Regions from separate parts of the Homo sapiens genome. Here region 2 is linked to region 1. Evidence: read pairs that join two places in POLR2A ChIA-PET (ENCODE). Cell type or tissue: Caco-2. All regions are shown on one strand. Each heading gives the region's core, and the rest is flanking DNA. Links, peaks and the distances in the headings are about the cores only.

The links. ChIA-PET counts read pairs that join two places held together with the same protein. Peaks named below come from ENCODE experiments on the same cell type or tissue, not always from the same donor. Only the 100,000 strongest peaks of a DNase experiment are listed, where the experiment ranks them.
Region 2: POLR2A ChIA-PET joins it to region 1 with 7 read pairs; 2 of 35 experiments call an interaction of 5 or more read pairs at or near these places.

The regions. Positions count from the first base shown.
Region 1 is chr13:20,759,574-20,768,686 of GRCh38, forward strand. All of the region lies in intron 1 of EEF1AKMT1 (EEF1A lysine methyltransferase 1), which reads right to left. Among named protein-coding and RNA genes, the nearest start is that of EEF1AKMT1, 9.8 kb to the right of the region's middle. In Caco-2, for the core only: no CTCF peak of the experiment used is centred there; no DNase peak of the experiment used is centred there.
Region 2 is chr13:20,933,083-20,942,195 of GRCh38, forward strand. LINC00367 (long intergenic non-protein coding RNA 367) reads right to left here. Exons shown (of 6, transcript NR_104058.1): 4 at 9,059-9,113; 5 at 6,781-6,853; 6 at 5,482-5,568. Among named protein-coding and RNA genes, the nearest start is that of LINC00367, 12 kb to the right of the region's middle. RefSeq lists an enhancer at 6,518-7,017. In Caco-2, for the core only: no CTCF peak of the experiment used is centred there; a DNase peak (open chromatin) is centred at 5,442.

The DNA.
Region 1 (9,113 bases), core at 6,393-8,892:
CGTCTCAAAAACAAAAAACAAACAAAAAACGAAACAAAAAAAAAAAGAAACTGAATTAAATCAACAAGAAAAAAAAGGAATTGCATTAAAAAGTGGGCAAAGTACATGATTAATAGAAGGCATACAAGTGGCCAAGAAACATGAAAAAATGCTCAGCATCACTAATTATCAGAGAAGTGCAAATTAAAATCACAATGAGATGCCATCTCACACCAGTCGGAATGGCTATTATTAAAAAGTCAAAAAATAGGACGGGCACAGTGGCTCATGCCTGTAATCCCAGCACTTTGGGAGGCCAAGGCCAGTGGATCACGAGGTCAGGAGATTGAAACCATCCTAGCTAACACAGTCAAACCCTGTCTCTACTAAACATACAAAAAAATTAGCCGGGTGTGGTGGCGGGCACCTGTAGTCCCAGCTACTCGGGAGGCTGAGGCAGGAGAATGGCGCGAACCCGGGAGGCGGAGCTTGCAGTGAGCTGAGATTGCGCCACTGCACCCCAGCCTGGGGAACAGAGCGAGACTCTGTCTCAAAAAAAAAAAAAAAAAAAAAGTCAAAAAATAACAGATGTGGGCAAGGATATGAGAAAAGGGAATGCTTATACACTGCGGGTATGAATGTAAGTTAGCTAATCCTATGTAAAACAAAAAGACCCCTGTACTAGGCTGTTTATTGCAGGACTATTCACAATAGTAAAGCCATGGAATCAACCTAAGCGTCCTATCAAAGATGGGCTGGATAAAGAAAATGTGCTACATATACACCATGGAATAGTACACAGCCATAAAAAAGAGTGAAATCATGTCCTTTGCAGCAACATGGATGCAGCTAGAGGCTATTATCCTACGTGAATTAAAAGAGAAACAGAAAACCAAATACCACATGCTCTCACTTGTAGACGGGAGCTAAACAATGGGTACAGGTGGACATAAAGACAGAAATAATAGATACTAGGGACTCCAAGAGAGGAGCCGGGAAGAGTGGGGGAAGGATTGAAAAAAACTACCCTATCAGATATTATGTTCAATATTGGGTGATGGGTTCACTAGAAACCCAAACTCCAGTATCACCCAATATACCCTGCACATGTATGCCCTGAATCTAAAATTAAAAATAAAATATGTTTTAAAATTTAAAAATATACATACTCTAAAAAATTAAAAAGAATACACAGATAAAACATCAAAATAATGGACACACTTAATGCTGATGAGAAGGTAGTGATATTGGTATACTCTCTAATTTAGATAACAATTTAAATTGGCATAATCTTTTGGAAAAGAATCTGATAATTTGGACATAAATATTTCTATTTTTCTACACCAATTCTCATTCCTAAGCTTTCTACTCTGAAATAATCACAGATTCACAGGAATGTGCAAAAATAATGAAGGTCCATCCCATGTATCCTTCCACCTATTTTTCCACAATGGTAGTAACTTATATAACTACAGTGCATTGTCAAACCAGGAAATGAACAGTACAATCCACAGAGCTCGTGCAGTTCACCAGTTTTACACACATTTATTTGCAGGCGTATGCACATGTGTATAGTTTTATATAATGATATCACGTGTAGATTCATGAAAACACTTCCATGGATAAGAGACAGAATATTCCAGCACCAAAGAGATGAGTTGTACTACCTTTTTAAAGTCATTCCCATCCTCTCCCACCTCAATCTCCATTCTTAACCCCTGGAAAGCATTTGTTCTCCGTTTCAATAATTTTGTCACTTTAGATAAATGGAATCATACATTATATAACTTGAGATTGTCATTTTCACTCAGCATGGTTTAAAATTTACCCAGGTTGTTCTGTGTATCAATAGTTTATTCCTTTTTATTGCTGAGTAGTAATCCATAGTATGGCCACACTTAACCATTCACCCACTAAAACATTTGGGTTGTTTCCAATTTTAAGGTATTACAAATAGAGCTGTTGTGAACATTCCTGTAAAATGTATAGGAATTTTCATTTTCATTTCTCTGGATAAATGCTCAAGAGTATGATGTTGGATTTTATGGTTAGAGTGTGTTTATTTTGAGGACATCAAAAAATTTATTTCATGATGATACATTATAAGAGGGTTTCATCAAATGAAGAACTGAATCCCTGTACTATGAGGTTTACTGTGGCCAGAGAAGTCAGGATTCTCTTTGCAGTCATGTAGTTGTTTTTGAAATGCCTATTGAAGTGAAATGTGCAAATTTTAAAACATTTGTATTGAGATCTAATTCATATACCATACAATTCATCTATTTAAAGTGTATAATTCAGGTGGAATGTGGGAGGCTGAGACAGGAGGATCACTTGAGCCTAGGAGCAGCCTGGGCAATACAGTGAGACCTTGTCTCTACAAAAATGTTTTTAAAAATTAGCTGAGTGTGATGGCATGTGCCTGTAGACCCAGCTACATGGGAGGCTGTGGTGGGAGGATCACTTGAGTCTGGAGGCATAGGATGCAGTGAGCCAAGATCATACCACTGTATTTCAGCCTGGGTAACAGAACGAGAACCTTTATTTTTCGGGGTCTTCCAATCCATAAAACATGGCACATCTCTCCATTTATTTAGTTCATCTTTGATGTATTTCATCAGTCTTTTTTTTTTTTTTTTTTTTAATTTGAGGCAGAGTCTTGCTCTGTTGCCCAGGCTGGAGTGCAGTGGTGCATTCTTGGCTCACTGCAACCTCCACCTCCTGGGTTCAAGCGATTCTCCCTGCTTCAGCAGCATCCCCAGTAGCTGGGATTACAGGCACCTGCCACCACGCCCAGCTAAATTTTTTTGCATTTTTAGTAGAGATGGGGTTTCACATGTTGGCCAGGCTAGTTTCGAACTCCTAACCTCAAGTGATCCGCCCACCTCGGCCTCCCAAAGTGCTGGGATTACAGGCATGAACCATCGTGCCTGGCCAGGACTTCTAGTGAGCTGAATAGGAGTGATAAGAGCAGATATCCTACACTTGTCCCAGATTTTAAGTGGGAAAGCATTCAATCTTTCACCATTAAATATGATGCAGCCACAACCTTCTGGGCTCAAGTGATCTTTCCACCTCAGCCTCCCAAGCAGCTGGGACTACAGGCATGCGCCACCATGCCCGGCTAACATTTTTATTTTTTGTAGAGATGGGGTCCCACTCTGGTGCCCAGGCTGGTCTCAAACTCCTGAGCTCAAGTGTTCCTCCTGCCTCAGCCTCCGAAAGTGCTGGGATTACAGGTGTGAGTCACTACACCCAGGGTGTAGATGTTCTATGTTAAGATGAGGACATTCCCTTTATTAGTAGTTTGCCAAGTTTCATCATGAATGGGTGTTGAATTTTCAAATAACTTTTTGATATCAACTTATACGATCATGTGATTTTTCTTTAACCTCATGATATAAATTAAACTGATTATCTATTAAACCAGTCTCACATTCCTGGAATAGGTTCCACTTAACTGATTCTTCTTATGTATTGCTAAATCATATTTACTAATATTTTGCTGAGGATTTCGTCACCTATCTTCATGAGGTATATTTGTCTATTGTTTTCGGTCTTTGTATTGTCTTTGGTTTTGGTAACAAGGTAATATTGGTCTCATCAAATAAACTAGAAATGTCTCCTCTTCTATTTTCTGGAAAAGACTGTGTACAATCAGTGCTAACGCAATAAACATTTGGTAATTTTTTTCAGTGAAATCATGTGCTATGGATTCAATTGACACACCACCCCCCTCCCACCCTGCACCCCATTTATATGTTAAAGCCTTAACCCTCATTGTAATTATATCTGGAGATGCTAGGTTGGTGCAAAGGTAATTGCTGTTTCTGCCATTACTTTTAGCCACCCAGTCTACGGTATTTTGTTATAGCATCCCTAGCATTTAAGGCCCGAAATTTTTGTTTTTTTTTTTTGAAACAGAATTTTGCTATTGTCGCCCAGGCTGGAGTGCAATGGCTCGATCTCAGCTCACGGCAACCTCCGCCTCCTGGGTTCAAGCGATTTTCCAGCCTCAGCCTCCCAAATAGCTGGGATTACAGGTGCCTACCACCCACCCTGGCTAATTTTTGCATTTTTAGTAGAGATGGAGTTTCACCATGTTGGCCAGGCCAGTCTCAAACTCCTGACCTCTGGTGATCTGCCCGCCTAGGTCTCCCAAACTGCTGAGATTACAGGCATGAGCCACCATGCCTGGCCTGAAAATTTCTTGTATGAGAGGCCTTTAACTGCAAATTCAATTTAATACTTACACGGCTATTCACATTATCAGTTTCATATGGGGTGAGTTCTCGTAGTTTGTAGTTTCAACGAATTGGTCTGCTTCATCTAAGTTGTTAAAATTTATCTGGATAGAGATGTTTATAGCAGTCCTCAATTATTTCTAATGTCTTTAGGATCTGTACTGATATCCCCCATTTCATTCCTAATGTCAGTAATTTCTGTTTTCTCTTTTTTCTTACTAAAGGTTCATCAATTTTATTGATCTCTTTTAAAAAATAAGTTTTTGCATCATTGACTTTATTTTCAATTTCATTGATTTCTGCCTTTCATTTCCTTCCTTCTACTTGCTTTGCATTTGTTTTAAACTACCTTTTTGTTCTGGGAGTTTAGAACACTGTTTTGAGACCTTTCTTCTAATTTAAGTGTTCAGTGCTTTAAATTCCCTTTTAGCAACATCCCAGCAAATTTTTGTCCTTTTTCACCCATTTTCATTCAGTTCAGTGTACTTTTAAATTTCTCTCTGGCCCATATATTTAGAAGGACACTGTTTAATTTCCAAGTGTTTGGAGATTTTCCTATTAGGTTTTCTAGCATGTATAATTTCAACACTTTTTAAAAATGCTGAAGTTTGTGTAATAGCTATGGATATGGTCTATGTTGGTGAAATATTCCATGAATACTTGAAAACAATGTGTATTTTGATGTTGTTGGGTGAAGGTTATATAAATGTGAATAGATCCTTTTGGTTAATGGTGTTATTAAGTCCCCTGTATCCTTGCTGGTTTCCCATCTAGTAGTTCTATCGATTGCTGAGAGGGAATGGAAGTACCCAGCTGTAATTGTGGATTTGTCTGTTTCCTTTCAGTTCTATCAGTTTTTATTTCATGCTTCATGTAATTTAAATTGTTCTCGTTTGGTGCGTACATACTTAGAACTGTTGTTTGTTCTTGATGAATTCACTCTTTTTATCATTATGTAATTCTGTTGTTGTTCCTAGTGACTTCTTTACTCTTATAAGTCTACTTTACCTGCTATCAATAAAAGTGCTCATGCTTTTAAAAAAAAGCTTCTATGGCATATATTTTCCCCTTCCTTTCACTTTCAACACACACACACACACACACACACACACACACACACACCCTAATTTTGAAGTGAGTTTCTTGTGGGCAGCATATAGTTTTCGTCTAAAAAAAAAATCCTGGCCAGGCACAGTGGCTCACGCCTGTTATCCCAGCACTTTGAGAGGCTGAGGCGGGTGGATCACGAGGTCAGGAGTTTGAGACCAGCCTGGTCAACATAACGAAACCCCGTCTCTACTAAAAATACAAAAAACTAGCCGGGCATGGTGGAGGGCACCTGTAATCCCAGCTACTCGGGAGGCTGAGGCAGGAAAATCGCTTGAACCCGGGAGGCAGAGGTTACAGTGAGCGAGATCGTGCCACTGCACTCCAGCCCAGGCAACAGTGCAAGACTCCAACTCGAAAATAAAATAAAATAAAAATAAAAACTAAATCCTTACTGATAAGCTCCTTTATTGGTGCATCTGGACCTTTTACACTTAATGTTATTATTGATATATTGTGCTTAAGCCTATTTCATTATTTGCTTTCTGTTTCTTCCCTTGGGTTTTTTTTTTTTTTTTTTTTTTTTTGAGATAGAGTTTCACTCTTTCGCCCAGGCTGGAGTGCAGTGGTGCAATCTCAGCTCACTGCAACCTCCGCCTTCTAGTTTCACACGATTCCCCTGCCTCAGCCTCCCCAGTGGCTGCGATTACAAGCGCCGGCCACCACACCTGGCTATTTTTTGTATCTTTTAGTAGAGATGGGATTCACCATGTTGGCCAGGCTGGTCTCGAACTCCTGACCTCGTGATCCACCTGCCTTGGGCTCCCAAAGTGCTGGGATTACAGGCATGAGCCACTGCGTCTGGCCTCTTCTCTTGGTTTTAATTCTTGTTTCCTTTTCTAGCTTTCATATATGTTTCTTGAATTTTTTTTTTTTTAGAATTCTTTTATACCAAAAGACAAAATAGGAAAAACATTTCAACAGGCACTTTATAAAAGATGACATACAGATAATCAAACATCATATGACAAGGTATTCAACCTTGTCATGAGGGAATGCAAATTATAATCATAATGAGATACCACTATACACCTACCAGATTGACCGCAATTAAGAAGTCTAACATCAAGTAGGCATATATGAAAAGATGCTCAAAATAGAAATATGCAATAGAGGCTGGGCGTGGTGGCTCAAACCTGTAATCCCAGCACTTTGGGAGGCCAAGGTGGGCAGATCATGAGGTTAGGAGTTCAAGACCAGCCTGGCCAACATGGTGAAACCCCATCTCTACTAAAAATACAAAAAAATTAGCTGGGCATGTTGGCACTGCCTGTAATCTCAGCTATTTAGGAGGCTGAGGCAGGAGAATCACTTGAACCTGGGAGGAGGAGGTTGCAGTGGGCAGAGATCACAACACTGCACTCCAGCCTGGGTGACACAGTGAGACTCCATCTCAAAAAAAAAAAAAAAAAGAAAGAAAGAAAAGAAAAAGAAAAAAAGAAACATGTAATAGAAAAAATTAAACTCAACTGAAATGTCCAACCATTAGACAGTATATAATGTTGTATATTCCTACAGTATAAATATATTCACTACATAGCAGTGAAAACATTTTATGAATCTATTTCTTTCTCCATTGCTAGCTTACTAGCTGTGACTCTGTTATTTAAGAGGTTGCTTAAGAATTATGGTACATGGCTGGGTGCGGTGGCTCACGTCTGTAATCCCAGCACTTTGGGAGGCCAAGGCAGGTGGATCACCTGAAGTCAGGAGTTTGAGACTAGCCTGACCAATATGGTGAAATCCTGTCTCAACTAAAAATACAAAAATTAGCCAGGTGTGATGGCAGGCGCCTGTAGTCCCAGCTACTCAGGAGGCTGAGACAAGAGAATTGCTTGAACCTATGAGGCAGAGGTTGCAGCGAGCCAAGATCACACCACTGCACTCCAGCCTGGGCGACAGAGCAAGACTCCATCTCAAAAAAAACAAAAAAAGAAAAAGAAAAAAACAGAAGCTTAGAATAGTATACATAAATCCATTTCTCTTCTCCAAACCTTTGTGTTATTGTTGTCATACATTTTACTTTTACATTTGTTATAAATGCCACACTACATTGTTAAATTAAAAACTCATACATATATTTAACTCCTCATTCTGTTGTATAGATATTTCCAGATGGTGGGCCAGGCGCGGTGACTCACACCTGTAATCCCAGCACTTTGGGAGGCTGAGGTGGGCGGATCACGAGGTCAGGAGATCGAGACCATCCTGGCTAACACGGTGAAACCCCGTCTCCACTAAAAATACAAAAAATTAGCCGGGCGTTGTGGCAAGCACCTGTAGTCCCAGCTACTCGGGAGGCTGAGGCAGGAGAATGGCATGAACCCGGGAGGCGGAGCTTGCAGCGAGCCTAGATCTTGCCACTGCACTCCTGCCTGGGCGACAAAGCGAGATTCTGTCTCAAAAAAAAAAAAAAAAAAAAAAAAAAGATATTTCCAGCTGGTGTCATTTTCCTTCTGCTTGAATGACTTCGTTGAACATTCCTTGTAGTATAATTCTGCTGGTGATGCATTCTCTCAGCTTTTGTTTCTGATAATGTCTGTTTAACTGTGGGTATAGAATTTGAGGTTGACAAGTTTTCTTTTGGTATTTTAAAGATAGTCCTCCACTGTCTGTTCACTGCATTGTTTCCACACATAAAATCTGCTGTAATTCTTATTTTTCTTCATGTCTTTCTTTTCTAATGGTTTTTAAGGTTTTTCTCTTTATTACTGGTTTTGGGTATTTGATTATGATGTGCCTTGGTGTGGTTTTTTACACGTTTCTTGTATTTTGTGTTTATTGAGCTTCTTAAATTTGGAAAAACTCTGACCATTATTTCCCAAGTAATCTTCTGCTGCCCTTCCCTTTCAGGGACTCCAATTATACATATATTTAGTAGCTTCATATTGTACCACAACTCTCTGATGCTTTCTTCATTTTAAACTTCTTTCTCTTTGTATTTCATTTGTGATAGCTTCTATTTCTAGTGTTCAAGTTTACTAATCTTCTATTCTTCTATGTCTAATCTATTAATCCCATACAGTGTAATTTTCACCACAGACATTTCATCTCAGACCTATCTCCAAAAGTTACATGAGTCTTTATTTGCATATTTCCAGTTCACATGTTCAATTTTCCTCTAGCTTTTTGAAAGTACAGGATATAAATTTATTTTAGCATCCTTGTCCACTACTTCTAACATATATCTATTCTGGGTCAGTTTCAGTGGACTGATTTTCCCATTATGGATTGTATTTTCTTGCTTTTTCACATGTCTGATAGTTTTTTTATGGAATGCCAGACATTGTGGATTTTAACTTGTATCTGTATATTTCTGTATTCCTATGTAAGTATTCCTGAAACACAGGTTAATTACTTGGAAACAATTTGATCTTTTCAGGTCTCATTTTTAAGACTGTTAGATAAGAGCAGAGCAGCACTTAGTCTAGACTGATTACACCCCACTACGGAGGCAAAACCCTTTGAAGTACTCTATCCAATGCCCCATAAATTATGAGGTTTTCCAGTCCAGCTGGTAGAAAGACACTATTCTTGGTCTTGAATGAGTCAGGTATTGTTCCTTCAAATCTTTTCAGATGTTTATTTCCCTATCTTCCAGTAGTTTCTCAAGGAGGTCCCTCTGCAGATACCTGGAGTTCTTTCTCTATTCTCTCTGGTACTCAGCCTTCCACTCTAGCCATCTTGGCCTACCCAGATTCTCAGCTATTGTTAGGGTATTTTATGTGTGGCCCAAGACAATTCTTCTTCCAATGTGGCCCAGGGAAGCCAAAAGATTGGACA
Region 2 (9,113 bases), core at 4,121-6,620, 170 kb after region 1:
TGTAGTATTAGTGGAGATGGGATTTCACCATGTTGGCCAGGCTAGTCTGGAACTCCTGACTGCAGGTGATCCGCCCACCTTGGCCTCCCAAAGTGCTGGGAATTACAGGTGTGAACCAGCATGTCTGGCCTATTTTATTTTTTAATTATTTCCTTTCTGTACTTTGAATAAATGTACATGTTTCATGCAGGTGTTCTTTCTTTTCGTGCTCCAGAATTGTGGGTGAGACACACAGCTCTAGAAAAAGACATTCAGAACTCCACATTCTGTGTTTCTGGAGCCTTCAAGACCTCTCTGGGCTTACTGGGAAGCATACTTTTTCCCTGACAGGAGGATACAGTCCTGCTTACTACTGCACACTCTAGGGTCCCAGACCTTCTCAGTCCACGTGCTCGTAGTATCTCAGTCATATTTTCTTGGTGCACCCAGACCAAAAGAACTACCTTCCTGATTACATTCCATTTATTATGTAGCTAGTTCCAACATCTACAACCTAAGTATTTGTGTCTAAATACCTAATAGCCATTTTTTTTGTTTGTTTTTGTTTTTTTGAGACGGCGTCTCACTCTGTCGCCCAGGCAGGAGTGCAGTGGCACGATCTGGGCTCACTGCAACCTCCGCCTTCCGAGTTCAAGCGATTCTCCTGCCTCAGCCTCCCGAGTAGCTGGGATTACAGGCGCCTGCCACCGCGCCTGGCTAAGTTTTTTTGTATTTTTAGTAGAGATGGGGTTTCACCATCTTGGCCAGGCTGGTCTTGAACTCCTGATCTCATGATCCACCCGCCTCGGCCTCCCAAAGTGCTGGGATTACAGGCGTGAGCCACTGCACCCGGCCCCTAATAGCCATTTTTAAAAGTTCATATAAATTGAAAAATGCTATTTTTTTTTTTTTTGAAATGGAGTGTTGCTCTGTTGCCCAGGCTGGAGTGCAGTGGCGTGGTCTCAGCTCACTACAACCTTCACCTCCCAGGTTCAAGCAATTCTTCTGCCTCAGCCGCCTGAGTAGCTGGGACTACAGGCGTGTGCCACCACAACCAGCTAATTTTTGTATTTTTAGTAGAGACGGGGTTTCACCATGTTGGCCAGGATGGTCTCAATCTCCTGACCTCGTGATCTGCCTGCCTCGGCCTCCCAAAGTGTTGGGATTACAGGCGTGAGCCACCGTGCCCAGCCGAAAAATGCTATTTTTATTTCTTTTTTTTTTTTTTTTGAGACATAGTCTCGCTCTGCCACCCAGGCTGGAGTGCAGTGGTGTGGCTCACTGCAACCTCCACCTCCTGGGTTCAAGGGATTCTCCTGCCTCTGCCTCCCGAGTAGCTGAGATTACAGGCGCCCACCACCAAGCCTGGCTAATTTTTTTTTCTATCTTTAGTAGAGACGGGGTTTCACAGTGTTGGTCAGGCTGGTCTCGAACTCCTGACCTTAGGTGATCTGCCTGCCTCAGCCTCCCAAAGTGCTGGGATTATAAGCGTGAGGCACTGTGCCCAGTTTATTTCATTCTTAAATAGCCACAGTTGCTAATGGGATATGTGTGCCTGTTGGGCACTGCACAACTCCTCAAACCCTGGAAAAAAATTGGCCGCTGCCACCCCTCTCATTTCCCATTCCACATTGACTTTCACAGTCAATGCTTTTTATCCCCAGCTTTGCAAAGATAATATGTTAATGCAAGGGATATAGTGTGTTCTAATGTCAAAATTGTGCTAATACTGTAGTTAGAGTGGTGTGTAACTGACATAGCTGTTTCCCTCAAATATTTGAAACAGCCCACAGTGCCCCTGTGAATTTGCTGTTCCCAAGCCACCCTGGCACACAGTTTGAGAACCTCAGCTGTATAACTTTTTATAACTTTTGAATCTAGCTGAGGAGTCAGCCCATTGTGAAAAAGCATGACATAAATAGTTCCCCCCAATCATTTTGTCCCAAAATGTTCTACAATCAAAGTACCCCTTTCCAGTGGACTGTGCAGAGGGGAAATAAACAAACAAACAAAACCCAAACTACCCTTTCCCATTGCGTAGCCAGTCCACTGAAGACATTTTGTTGCAGATTCTTTAACCTTCAATGCAATTTGCACTAGTGCCTTATCATCTGCAGTAGGGGATGGAGGTGTCAGCTTCACTTTTCCGTCTTTCCTGACATTTCTGGTATTGGAGAAAGAAAAAAAAAAACCATGGAAAGGGAAATAATAGGCACTGGGGGACTCCAAAGGGGGAGAGGATGGGAGGGATTTCATGTTGAAAAATGACCTATTGCATAGAAGATTCATTATTTTAGTGATGGGTGCACTAGAAACTCAAACCTCACCATTCCACGTTATATCCATGTAACAAACATGCACATGTATGCCCTGAATAATGATAATAAGAGCATGGGAGACAGAGGTCTTATGTGACTGCCTGCCAACTGCACATCCAAGATCCAGACTTGAAGCTTATAAATATGTATAAAATGTTGGGCTCAGGAGTGGTGGCTCACGCCTATAATCTCAGCACTTTGGGAGGTGAAGGCAAGCGGATCACTTGAGGCCAGGAGTTGGAGGCCAGCCCAGGCAATGTAGCAAGAGCCTGTCTCTACAAAACCTAAAAAAAATTAGCTGGACTTTATGGCATGCACCTGTAGTCCCCAGCTACTGGGGAGGCTGAGGCAAGAGGATCACTTGAGCCTGGGAGTTTGAGGTTACAGTGAGCTATGACTGTGCCACCACACTCCAGCCTAGGCAAGAGAGTGAAAAAGGGCCGGGCGTGGTGGCTCACACCTGTAATCCCAGCACTTTGGGAGGCCGAGGCAGGTGGATCACGAGGTCAGGAGATCGAGACCATCCTGGCTAACATGGTGAAACCCCGTCTCTACTAAAAATACAAAAAATTAGCCGGGCGTGGTGGAGGGCACCTGTAGTCCCAGCTACTCAGGAGGCTGAGGCAGAAGAATGGTGTGAACCTGGGATGAGGAGCTTGCGGTGAGCCGAGATCGTGCCACTGCACTCCAGCCTGGGCAACAGAGCAAGACTCTTGTCTAAAAAAAAATAGAGAGAGTGAAAAAAATAGCCAGGTACAGTGGCTCATGCCTGTAATTTCAGCACTTTGGGAGGCCGAGGCAGGAGAATCACTTGAGGCTAGGAGGTGGAGGCCACATTGACCTATGATCGCATCACTGCACTACAGCATGGGCAGCAGAGTGATACCTTGTCTCAAAAAAAAAAAAAAAAAAAAAAAAAAAGGCCGGGCATGGTGGCTCACACCTGTAATCCCAGCATTTTGGGAGGCTGAGGCGGAAGGATCATTTGAGGTTAGGAGTTCGAAACCAGCCTGGCCAACATGGTGAAACCCTATTTCTACTAAAAATACAAAAAAAAAATTACCCAGGCGTGGTGGTGGGTGCCTGTAATCCCAGCTACTTGGGAGGCTGAGGCAGGAGAATTGCTTGAGCCCGGGAGGCAGAGGTTGCAGTTAGCTGAGATCGCACAACCATTGCACTCCAGCCTGGGTGACAGAGCAAGACTTAGTCTCAAAAAAATGTTGGACACCTTTGAGTATTAACATAGATTATCCAGGTGAAGGGCACTGAGCTTAAACTTCATCACCTCATGGTAAGTTCCCTGTGCAAAGCTGGCAGCAAGGTTCTTGTGAGTGTCCCTGCCTCTGTGGCTAATGCTAACTGACATGGGCTATGTGAGGCGACCCCTCAAATACTGGAACTTCCATAGGTGCATGTGGAGGGGCTTTTGGGAGGGTTCTGGGAGGAGTGGATCTGCCCGACATGGGTAAGCTGCCTCCATTCCCACTGTCTTCACGGTCACTCAACTGACACGCTCTTACTCACTCCCTGTTCTTCATCTCTTCCAAGGTTTCTTCCCCTGCTTGGGGGACACAGTTGTCCTAATCAACAGCTGAGGCTGAGCCCAAGTCCAACCAGGAGACAGAAGAGTTTCTGTTGGCTGGGGAGGTGAGAAGGCTGGAGAGCTGATTGCGGATCTTGCCTTTCTCGGAAAGCCCAGAGGGGTCTCTAAGGTTCCCAGACACTTCACATTTTTTGTCCAGGGCTTTTGGTTTCAGCTGCAATTCTGGAACATGGGAAAAAAGAAAATCCACATAACATTCTGTTGTACATTTATTCAAAATACAGAAAAGAAATATTTAAAGAATAAAATAAAGATAACATTCACAAGAGGAACCATGAAATTAACCCTCTCCTGGGAGTATACACTGGAAATCAATTTGGAAATATATAACAAGAGCATTAAAAATGTTCTTAAGAATATAATTAAAGATGCAGAAAAAGATTATGTACTCATGATAAAGCTTATACAAGGAAAAGAAAAAGATCATGTATAAAGATATGCAATATGATGTTATTTACAAGGTATATTTACATTTTAAATTATTTAAAATAGGAAATAACCTAAATTTCCAATAACAAGTAAATGGTTAATTAATTTGGGCTATATCATCATAATGGAATATCATATAGCCATTCAAAGCCATTGTTTTATGAGTTTTAGTGACAGGGAAAATGATTACTATAGGTGTCTGTTCACTGTGTTTTCAAAGTGTCCTAAATTTTCTTTTTTTTTTTTTTTTTGAGACGGAGTCTCGATCTGTTGCCCAGGCTGGAGTGCAGTGGCGTGATCTCGACTCACTGCAAGCTCCGCCTCCCAGGTTCATGCCATTCTCCTGCCTCAGCCTCTCCGAGTTGCTGGGACTACAGGCGCCCACCACCACACCCGGCTAATTTTTTATATTTTTAGTAGAGATGGGGTTTCACCATGGTCTCGATCTCCTGACCTCGTGATCTGCCCGCCTCCACCTCCCAAAGTGCTGGGATTACAAGCGTGAGCCACCGCACCCAGACTTTTTTTTTTTTTTTTTTTTTAATTATTTATTTATTTTTTTCTTTTTTTATTTTTTTGAGACGGAGTCTCGCTCTGTCACCCAGGCTGGAGTGCAGTGGTGTGATCATAGCTCACTGTAGCCTTGACCTCTCTGGCTCAAGAGATTCTCCTGCCTTGGCTTCCCAAGTAGCTGGGACTACAGAGGCACATCACCACATCTGGCTAATTTTTAAATTTTTTTGTAAAGACAGGGGTCTCACTTTGTTGCCCGGGCTGGTCTCAAACTTCTGGGCTCAAGTGATCATCCACACACCTCGGCCTCCCAAAGTGCTGGGATTACAGGTGTGAGCCACTGTGCCTCACCTCAATTTTGTAGGATTTTTGTAGGATTTTGATTCCAATCTTTTCTCTGCCACTTATCATTTGTGTGCCCTGAGTGAGTTCCCGTCATCTCGGTATGTCTGTTTTTCATCTGTGCAATAGGGGTCACAGTACCTACCTCATGCTGGGTTTGAGATCTCCGTGTGCCACATATTAGCTTGGGACCTTGGGCTGATTAGTTGTCCTCTCTGAGCCTCAGCTCCCAAGCCAGGAGGTGGAGCTAATGTGGCTGCCTCCAGGCATTAGCACGAAGATGGGCAGGGATGGCTCTGAGCACCCAGCACAGAGCAAGACCCCTTCACCCGGTAGACACCTGGCAGACGGGAATTACCACTGCTTATGATACAATGGTATTTCCTAAATTTGAAGATAATGTTGAAAGTAAGCTGCATCATGGATTTAATAATAGTGCTTTGAGTGAGAGAGAGAGAGAAAAAAGAAACCAATGTGGCATTCAGTGCATAAGAATAAAATGAGGTGTTGAATAAAAAGACTTGGGCCGGGCGTGGTGGCTCATGCCTGTAAATCCCAACACTTTGGGAGGCCGAGGTGGGTGGATTACCTGAGGTCAGGGGTTTGAGACCAGCCTGGCCAACATGGTGAAACCCCGTCTCTACTAAAAATATAAAAATTAGCCAAGCATGGTGGCGTGCGCCTGTAGTCCCAGCTACTCAGGAGGCTGAGACAAGAGAATCGTGTGAACCCACAAGGCGGAGGCTGCAGTGAGTCGAGATTGCCCCACTGCACTCACTCCACCCTGGGTGACAGAGTGAGACTCAAAGAAAAAAAAGTCGAATTTTTATACACATCCGTTAGGGACTTTTCACATCATGTGCATTTCCATAAATCTACACATTGTATTTTTGCACAGACTTGTGTTTCTAGGTGTGTCTGGGGCTCCAGGATTCTCTTACAGGAGACGACTGTTCAACTTGTTTTTAAATGAAAACACTAATGTTTCGTTTTATTTTTTTCCCTGCATGAAAAGTAACAATCCACCATAAAGCAAGGGGCATGCCCCCCGACCAAGCCATCCTTGCTCAGGGGTAGAGAGTAACCCTTTGCGGGGAGTGGGTGATAGTGCTAAGATTTGGGTTCTGGTTTTAAGGAGTTATCTAAAGTTTAGTTCTGAAAGAAGACGCAAAGGGGATTTCTCATGGAGGAATGCAAGCCTATGGGACAGAAGGCGATGAGTCAGGAATCGTTGGATTGGGTCACCAAAAGCCTGGGTCCTGATCCAGGATGCTTGTCCCAAAAGGGGCCCCACATACTTGATTAAGAAGGAAAGAGTGAGACCACTGTGAGGGGCAACAGTCAAGGATGGGGGGCAGAAGGGGTCTTTGAATCTGAAGCCCACCAGGGGCTGACTGTCCAGCTTTGATGTGAGCAAGAGCCCCTTTGAGGAGCTGCCCAGGCTAGTTCCTTCCACAGTGGCTCAAAGACAGGAGTGCCTGATCTGCTGCCGACTGGCTGGGAGACTGAGATTTGTTGCAGGCCAACTAGTGCATGTGACCCAGTGTCAGATATATCCCCAAAATATCCCTGGCAAGTGGCGGGATGATCTCCTACCCCTTCGCTTGAGCAGGCCGGAGGCCAGGAGCTGAGACTCCTCATTCTCCATTTCTGTTTACCTTCTCCCCAGCTGGGAACAAAGGACAAGAATTTGGGAGTGACAGGCATGTGGCCACACACTCAAATGCACTTGTTTATACCTGTTTGTTTACTGTTTCAGCAGATTCTTGCTTAGCAATAACTGAGTTTATCTCCTTGTCTTAAGGAAACTCTTAAGAATGTTATTATAATGTAGTAAAATTTAAATGTCTCTTGAATGATGAAGCACTAACTAATGTGCTATATCTAAATGTAGAAATGCACATTTACGAGTATTGTCCTCTCCCGGCATTTTCATCTGAACACTCAGTCTGTTGACAACACTCAAAAACTTCATAAAAGATCACAATCTAGCACTTAAGTTCTACAGATAATGTTGAAATCTTGCACAAGATTTAGGAATCTCAGGCAATGACATGCATAACATTGCTATTAGGAAATGTGTAATATACTCTTCTGTTACTATCAGTGGAAAGTCAAAAAACAAACAAACCATAGTGATAAGAGCTGTGTGAATTAAGGAATTTTAGAGCTGAAAGTGACCTTCGAAATCCTAGAGCCTCACCCATTTTTACCTTCTAATAATCGTGCTGTAAAATATCACACTTACACTGTAGAAAATTTGGAAATATACAGAAGATGTTTAAAATTAGGAAGAAAAGGCTGGGCACCGTGGCTCATGCCTGTAATCCCCGCACTTTCGGAGGCTGAGGTGGGCAGATCACAAGGTCAAGAGATCGAGACCAGCCTGGCCAACATGGTGAAACCCAGTCTCTACTAAAAATACAAAAAATTAGCTGGGCGTGGTGGCGCGCGCCACTGCAATCTGACCTAGCGACAGACTGAGACTCAGTCTCAAAAAAAAAAAAAAATCAGGAAGAAAAAAATCACCCACAATTGTATCACCTACAAGAGGTCACCATTTTTTAAAACTTTGCCGTATTTCCTTTCAGACATGTAAAATTTTTGATATATTTATTTTTTTCTTTTTCTTGCTACAAAAAACTGAGATCGTACAGTTTGTATCCTTCACCCTTTACTTAACATTATATAGTGATAATTTTGCTTTTTATTAAAAACTTTTTGAATATGGAATTTTTATTGATTACATAAAATGTGACAGTATGGCATAGAGTCATAAAATATTTGTAACCGTCATCATAGTATTGAATGTGTAATTGCGTTTAAAGATACTATAGTATAGATGTGCTAAGGGAAATACTTTTGTGCATAACTGTTTGTCCCATTTTTAAATTGTTTCTGTAGAAATTGTTGCCAAATTTTGTTCCAGCCAGGTGCGGTGGCTCGCACCTGTAATCCCAGTACTTTGGGAGGCCGAGGTGGGTGGATCACTTGATGTCAGGAGTTCAAGACCAGCCTGGCCAACATGGTGAAACCCTCTCTCTATTAAAAATACAAAAAATTAGCTGGGCATGGTGGTGCGTACCTGTAATCCCAGCTACTCGGGAGGCTGAGGCAGGAGAATTGCTTGAATCCAGGAGGCAGAGGTTGCAGTGAGCAGAGATCTCACCACTGCACTCTAGCCTAGGCAACAGAGGGAGACTCCATCTCAAAAAACAAAACCAAACAAAAAAACAAAACAAAACAAAATTTTGTTCCAGAAAAGTTATAACAATTTTTATCAACAACATGAGAGTGTCTATTTCAGTGTAACCTTTCTAGAATCAGAGTATTACTTTTTTTTTTTGAGGCAGAGTCTGGCTCTGTCGCCCAGGCTGGAATGCAGTGGGGTAGTCTTGGCTCACCGCAACTTCCGCCTCCTGGGTTCAAGCAATTCTCTGCCTCAGCCTCCTGAGTAGCTGGGATTACAGGCACCTGCCACCACGCCCGGCTAATTTTTTGTATTTTTAGTAGAGACAGGGCTTCACCATCTTGGCCAAGCCGGCCTTGAACTCCTTACCTCAGGATCCACTGGCCTCGGCCTCCCAAAGTACTGGGATTACAGGTGTGAGCCACCATGCCTGGTCGAGTATTACCATTTTTAATAATGGTAATGGGTAATATAAAATAATGTTATTTTAGGAAACAATTCTAAAGCTTCATTTTCAGGAGACTGAGATTTTAGAAGCTACTTCTTTAATTCTTATGACATAGAGTCGGATTAGACACAAAATAAATGTTATGAAAATGCTACTACTGTTCTTTGAAGGCTGTTTATAGTTTGTAGATGCTGAGAATATGGTGAAATGGTAAACTATGCATAGCCTTAACTTACGGAGTGCTAGAGTTTTGGGCTGAGGAGCTGGTCACCATTGGGCATCTGACAACTG